Linked DNA regions of Homo sapiens: region 2 is linked to region 1. Evidence: chromatin contacts called from ENCODE Hi-C data. All regions are on one chromosome and are shown on one strand. Each heading gives the region's core, a stretch centred on a gene start or an enhancer-like site at or near the end of the contact. The rest is flanking DNA. Distances are from core to core; before and after follow the strand shown.

The links. A loop is a pair of places that touch in the nucleus more often than their neighbours do. Pooled maps may share reads with other maps.
Region 2: a pooled map shows a loop between it and region 1 (5-fold over the local background). The contact joins two enhancer-like sites. A Hi-C loop is called at or near these places in 7 of 37 single-sample maps with no recorded cell type and 3 of 50 pooled maps.

What each region holds. Positions count from the first base shown.
Region 1 is chrX:14,671,701-14,675,564 of GRCh38, reverse strand. All of the region lies in intron 7 of GLRA2 (glycine receptor alpha 2), which reads right to left. Among named protein-coding and RNA genes, the nearest start is that of GLRA2, 140 kb to the right of the region's middle. RefSeq lists enhancers at 1,444-1,738, 1,182-2,381. Within about 2 kb of position 2,209, at least 2 of the 41 ENCODE cell types and tissues checked have a DNase peak (open chromatin) inside an H3K27ac peak, as active enhancers do.
Region 2 is chrX:14,495,565-14,499,428 of GRCh38, reverse strand. It overlaps a transcript of GLRA2 not described here. Among named protein-coding and RNA genes, the nearest start is that of GLRA2, 32 kb to the left of the region's middle. Within about 2 kb of position 2,133, at least 3 of the 41 ENCODE cell types and tissues checked have a DNase peak (open chromatin) inside an H3K27ac peak, as active enhancers do.

The DNA of each region.
Region 1 (3,864 bases), core at 960-3,459:
GTAAAGAGTTACTTATTAAAGTGCTGTTTGCAGAAACAGACACTGAGTGGCAATGCCTCCAAGCCTGGTATCTGCAGGAACCACCCAATTATAAATGGACCTTTGGGGACCAATTAGTTTGTTGGGCATTGGACGGTACACAGGCCTAGTGAGTTGATATTCTTTCCAAAGATGAATACATTTCTCTCCATTATGGTGGTCAGAAAATTGTTTAAAGTAGCTTGCCAAAACTTACTATCCGTGTGAGTTTCATGAGTGGAGAGGTACAAGAAGAGTAAAACTGCCAGCCCTAGAATACACAAGCAACACCAGGTGATATCCATTGTTAGAGGCACCATAGGGACACTCTGCAGAAAGGCACCTCTAAGTCTCAGCCTCCTGCAAATGTAGGCATCTGAGAGAGTCAAGGTGAAGGAGGGGTTAGCATCTGGAGGAAGTAGGGCAATGCAGCATCTTCTTCCCTGTGCTTATGTCTGCCACGTCACTACATTTTTGGCTGATAGACAAGCACATTGATTCCTGCCATAGTCTACTTCCTGTGCCTGCACCTTCAGTGACAAAACAAGTGATGTATGTTTATTATCTAACAAGGGCAGGAATAAGGGGGAAGTGGGGATTCGGAACAAATTGCCCACTGGTGGAAAAACAATCTCAATGAAGAAAAGACCCAATTGGGTGATCTCAGTATTGGAAAGACAACAATGGGCTTTGGGGAGATGATGAGATGATGCTTCACTTAATAAATGTTTGTGTAGTCAGAGAGTGTGTGTGTTTGTGTGTGTGTGCATGGGAGAGAGAGAGAGAAAAGGAGAAAGAAAGAGAAGAGAAAAACTGGGAGACTATGAAGATATGGAAGAAAGAAAAAAAAGGAAAAATAATGAATATTTTTGAAGCTAGACCAACTTGGATTTGAATCCTAGGTGAATGACCAATGAATTTGGAAAAATTACTTAACCTTTTTGAATCTTGATTTCTTCATATCAAAGTAGGGGCCCACACATTCCAGTTTCATGGGGTCATTGAAGGATTGAATAAGATACTTTATATAAAACTTAACACTCATTTGGCAGATTGTAGATTCTCAGACACATTGGCTTGTAAGGGATGAGCCCCTGAAGACACTGCATAATTCAAAACTTGCATAATTCAAGGCAGTTTTCCCCACAGGAATAATGTAAAGTAAAATATCTTGTATTTGATGTTTTGTGCATGGACTAAGACTTTGTTAGTATTTTTATATTGCTTTGCTTTAAATTCACATAATCTAAGTTCACATAAATGGAACTTCATTGCAGTGAGCACTCCTGTATATCATGGGGACTGATATATGCTGTTACAAAAAGAAAACAGAACAAAATCACCACCACCACTATCATCAACAAAAAGCTTACACCACCACCATTCTATGAGTTATCTCCATTATAAGGATAAGGAAGCTGAGTTCACTCATTAACTTTACCAAGATCACACAGCAAAAGAATAGTTGAGCTGCGATTTGCATTAAATCTGGCTTGACTCCAAATTCTGTGCTTTTCTGCCTCACTGACCCCTGTGGGAACCTCCCTCTCTGGCGATGAGTCAGAAGAATTACTCACAGACTGTGCTTACACCAGATGACAACATCTGATGTGGAAAAGAGGTGAGAAGGTACATGCAGTGGGACTGGCAAGCAAGAAACAACAGTAGCACTGTCACACCTGCAGCCATGGACATACTGTGAAGATAAGTGTTCATAGATGGCAGATAACCGCAATCTTCATTTGTTTTCTCAGTCAGCAATTAGTGCCTCGACTACTTGTATACTATTTGTGCATTTACTCCCTACCCTAACCCAGGTTCAAAATTCATACTTACAAGCAAGGAAATAAAAGAGGGAAGTTTAATAACTGTTATTTGGAAAGGCCTTGGAATGGTGGGTAAGGTTTATAGTGATGGGTAGAGGAATATGGAAGAGCTGACAGGTCTCCACTCCCTGGACTGAGCTTGTTGGTTTATGATTTCCAAGTTGCCTATGCCTCCTATAGTGGGATGAGGAGCCAAATCAGGAAGGAAGCAGTGGCCAAACCTTTCACCCCTGACCATTTCTCAAACTCAGAACCTTACCAGAGTGAGTGGGTGTACCTGTGTTAAGTGACTATGTGCAGATGCGTCATCATCTCATAACAATTATGGATGATGTACTCCTGAGATGAACAGTGGGTAAGATATGTAGGGAATGGGTGATTCTGGAGTACAAAATAGAGGCAGTCTTAGAAGCCCAGTTCAAGTTGCAGTGATGGAGAAATCATTTCCTCAGAATACCTAGAATCTTGTGATAACTCCAGGATACAAAGAGGCCCCTTCTGGTGCTGAACTTCTCCACCAATGCACCTGAACCCTCTGAGCACTGTGATGCTACATCCTGGGGATGAGAACAGGGATTCCTTTAGTGGAGGGCCATAGAGTATTTAATATATGAGAGTATAGTGTGAAATATGAATTTCAATTGAATGGTAGAGTCAGTGGTAGCCGAGAAGCTTTCCGACCCAGACTCTGGCTTGTGGACTGATTTAGTGTCAGCTCTGTACTTTAATGTGAGCTCACAGTGGAGGCTGCAGATCATCAAGGATGTCTCGATAGGAGCCAACTTGCCAGACACCTTCCCTTCTTGGCATGGCACTCTGGGCGCTCAAGCCTAGTGTGTTCTAACCTAAAGCTCTTGAAGTTAATCAGCTACCTACTGTTTCATACTATTCAAAGTGAAACTGAAATGGAAAAATTCCAGGCATCCACCACGCTCCAGGTTCCATGTGGGGAGGAGAAAACAAGAAAAGGAGCTACAGGTCAGTCAAAGGTTTGTAATTAATGTGGTTCAAAAGCTTCTGGCTGGGCTGTTGATCTCACTTTTTGTTAGTTATAAATTACCAAAGATTATGTCTCTACTGTATCCACTTCCTATAGTTGAGCAGCATTTTGATACAAGTCAGCTCCATTCCTTTCTCTTTAACAAAAAAACCAGAAGCACAAATCACCCATTAATAGTTAAATACCTATTTGCAATAGATACTAGCCTACAGGAGTCTGTAATGATTAAAAAGAAATCCTACTGCCTCTTGAGTAAAATGACATAAGTAGATGTGTAAGCTCTTTGAAGAAATAAAAGGCCATGCCATCAGATAGCATTATTATTTTTCAATATGGAAGTGTACAGAATGCTTAAAAGATAAAGTGTAAGTGTGAAAATATTTTGGTTGGGCTCATTGAGTGCCTCAGTTTCTAACATATCAGTTGCATACATCTGCTTCAGAAAGTTTAGATCAATCTCAGCCCCTTGGCGGAAATCAATCCAGTATGACTATCTAAAGTAAGAGAAAGCAGCAAGGCTGTGTTAGAGAGAGCCATGAGAAGATGCCAAAAATGTGGACCTCAGCTTTGCCACTGGCTCACATTGCAAATTTGGGCACATTATCTCACGATTTGGGGTCTCACACTCCCACTTGGGATATAAAAGGATCGGGCTGATAATTTTCAAGGGTTCTGCTATTCTAAGATTCTGTGACTCAAGGGAAATAAAAAGTGATGAGAGAGGAAACCACATCAATAGCAGTATGGGTTCCCAATGTCAAGGTGATCAGAGCTGTGAGTCCCAGTAACAGCCTTCAGGCCCTCTACTCTGCATTCTTAGCACTTTCAGTATCATCTGATAATGTCTATTCATTGAATGCCTCTATGTGCCAGGCAAGACTTGCCTAAAATAGTGAATTCCTTGCTTAGAAGCAAATAGTACTAATTCAGGAAAAACAATTGCATGTGCAATACTATGTGCATAGCAGATACACTGAGTTTACTTGCAGATTCAATGGACAATTCTCACATAAACCCTCA
Region 2 (3,864 bases), core at 884-3,383, 180 kb after region 1:
CATGAATAGGTATTTCTTAAAAGAAGACATACAAATGGCCAATGGGTATATGAAAAAAATGCTCAACATCATTAATCAGGGAACTACAAATCAAAACCACAATGAAATGTCATCTCACTGCAGTTAAAATGGCTTCTGTTAAAAGACAGGAAATAACAGATGCTGGTGAGAATGTGGACAAAGGGAAACACTTGTACACTGTTGTTGAAAATGCAAATTAGTACAGCAGCTATGGAAAACTGTATGGAAGTTCAAAAACCTAAAAATAGAACTGCTATATAATTCAGCAATTCCACTGCTGGGTATATACCCAAAAAGAAAGGAAATCAATGTATCAAAGAGATATTTGCACTCCTATGTTTATTGCAGCATTATTCATAATAGCCAAGATATGGAATTTATCTAAGTACCTATTAATGGATGAATGGATACAGAAAATGTAGTATGTATTCACAATGAAATATTATTCAGCCATAAAAGCATGAAATCCTGTGATTTGCAGCAACATAGTTGGAACTGGAGGTCATTATGTTAAGTGAAATAAACCAAGCTCAGAAAGACAAATATCACATATTCTCCTTCCCACGTGGGAGCTTAAAATGAGAATCTCATGAAGATAGACAGGAAATTGATGGTTATCAGAGGCAGGGAAGGGTACAGGGTGGGGGGAAATGAAGAGAGGCTGATTAATGAGTATAAAGATACAGTTTGTTGTAATAAATTAGACCTAGTGTTTGATGGATCAGTAGGGCGGCTATAGTTTATAATAATCTATTATATGTTTCAAAAATAACTAGAAGAGAATAATTCAATTTTTTCTATCATAAAGAAAAGTATTTAAGGTGACAGATATCCCAATTGCACTGATTTGATCTGTACAAATTATACAAATATATTAAATTACCTCATGTGCCCTCAAAATATGTATATTATATATAAAAAAATTTAAAAATAAAAATGTCAATGACCTAGGGGGGAAAATACTTTCTATCAAGGGGTATAGTTTGTCAATACATTTATTCAGATCTCATTTTATGTCCTTCAATAAAATTTATAGCTCTTTTAAATAAATGTTACATTTTCCTTGTTAAATTGTTTCTATGTAATTTGTAGTTTTTATTTTATTGTTAATGAGGTGTATGGTTGTGTTTTCCATTTCTATTTCTATCTGGTTTCTATGAGTAAATCAGTTGGTTTTTAAAATATTTTTCCTGGTAACCAGCACCTTACCAAATTATTTTACTTCTAGTCACATAATTTTCTTTTAATTGAGCCTGTTGGTTTTTTTTTTGTTTTTTTAGGTAACCATGGAATTATTTGCAAATCAGTGTGATATGACTATCTTCCAATATTTACATAACTTCTTTACTTTTTAAAGAATTCTCAAGAACTCTGAAGAAATGAAAATAACATCTCTTCCTTTAAAGAGCATAAGCTATTGGCCAGTGTTCACTATATATTAGAGTTGTAATTGTGATGGCAGGTACTTTACTTGTGATGCATAATCCATCTTGCTGTCTGTTCTATTCCAGGATGATATTTCTGGGTTAGAGTACCTCCTTAAGCAGAGCCACATGGAAACAGGATTTTTAAGGGACACATTTTGAGTTGGTCTGCCTAGCTGTGAGATAGATGGGAGGGGGTGGGGCAAAGTGTATCTTAGAGGCCAATTGTCCCACAGGTTTTCAAATAAATGGCAACATTTTTTAAAACTAAGAAAAATTGAGCTTTTGCCTTTTAAAATCTGGTTCAAATGTCCCCTTATGAAACAGAACGAAGTGAAAATGCTCCCAGCAACATGTCATGTGTCTGGATGGGAAGTGGAGGCTCAGCCTGCCACTCTCTCACTATGTCTCCAAGGACTGTGCTGTGGTTTGTGACTCAGCTATTGTTTGCAAAGCCCAGGACCACCACATTTTGTACCCTTCTCTGTCTTCAAGGAGAAAACCCACTTCATATAACCAAGCCCACATGGATCCTCACACTGAGAATTATAAAAGACTGCACCGAGCTGTTTTCTTCCTGTTACTCTTATGATAAATTCCTTTCTGAGCTTTAGAAATAAGTAGCTGGGGAAATTTGTTCCCTCTACTTTCACTTTTGCTTTCTCGTTTTGAAATCATCATGAAAGCTTACAGAAGCTAACATCAAGTTGCCCTGGTTATCAGACGATTTCTCTTCTCTATCTTGACCCCTCATCAACCACTTTACATCATCTTTCCATGTGATACAACTATTTATTTGAGTGCCTTGGGCTCTAAGCTCTGTAGAGCAAGCAGCCTATACTTTATTTTTCCTCTTCTGTGTTCTAAGACACTTGTAATAATTATCAGCCTAAAATTAACCCAAATATCAGACGCATGGTGTTTGGTAGCCCTTCAAAGCTTTTTTGTTTTTTTCCTGGCCAATCTCAGGTACAATGGTTTGGTATTAGACTAAATTTAACATGTGTACAATGAAAAGATTTTGCTTCATTTTTCTAGGACTTTGATGCTCTGGTATTTTGAACCACCTAGGCTGTGATCACTCAAGTTGCCTAGTAACCAGCTGAAGGCCAGCACCAGAGTGAAACCAAGAGAAGCCACATTCCTTAATAAAGACAGCAACAGCTGGGGAACCAGCAGGTCTAGGTTCACGGTTGAGCTGGATCCTTACTCCTTTGAGGATGTGACTGACATGTCTTTTATTAAACTGCTTAAATCCTCCATCTGTAAAATGGGCCTGACGTTTGACAGCAAGTACCTCCTGCACATATTGTGAGGATTAATGAAGAATCTAGAAAACAGTTTGAACCTTTCAGAATAAAAGCACTTGGAAAACATGTTGGATTTACAATAATTTAGTGCTAGCATTAAGATAATGTTGGAAAGCAGGGTCAGCTAAATCACTGATTTCCAAGATTTAAAGACAACTACAGTAATAACAGTCTTTCCACTTGCCTTATAGTTAATTGTGTTTATATAATTATCTCAAGGACAGAAAGTGGTGATAAATGCATTGAAAATGGAGAAAAACGTATTATGGTATTAAAAAACAATCTGAGTTACCATATCTGAGATCAACCCACATATGTGCGGATTTACTCAGTACTAATTCAGCTAATCTTTCTTAGAGATGACTGTCAATTCTAGAAGAACTCAAGATACAAGGTAAGACCATTAGCTTGGTGTATAGTCTGATGAACAGCATATAAAAATGGCTTTGTTTGGGAAACAGTCCCTCTATGTCAATATGGAATTCTGGGCTCATCTGAGCCAACACACTTACCTAGGATTCAAGTTCCTTCCCCTCACCTACAATCTATGCATTCTTTTTTTCTTGTCATTACCCCATGTAGACTTTGCATTTCGCCCATGCTAAAATATTTCATCTCCCTTTCACCCCAAACACAATGAACTCTCCTTAGCTAGAAATGTCAGCTCACAAGCTTCTGTCTTAGAACAATTTTTTTCCACAATTCTCTTGGATTATCTGAAACAAAACTATCCTGAAAACCACCAGCTCAAGTACTCCTTTGCAAAATGGACTGTTTTATTTCCCAGGCCCAGAGTGGTCATAAAGTCCCTGAGGTATCATTAGGCATCAAGAAGAACTGGGTTCAAATCCTTTTTATGCTTTCTGTGCATACATAAGGCAAATTACTTAATTTCTCTCAACCTTAGATTCTTATCTATAAAACAGATAATAATACACTCAAAGGTTGTTGGGAGGATTAAATAAGGATATATATATATGTAATATTTTCATATATATCCTTATATAAGTATATAAGGATATATATGCAATATGTATATATGTATGTGTACATACATACACATATATAGTGCGTATATATATATACACACACTCACACAGACATATATA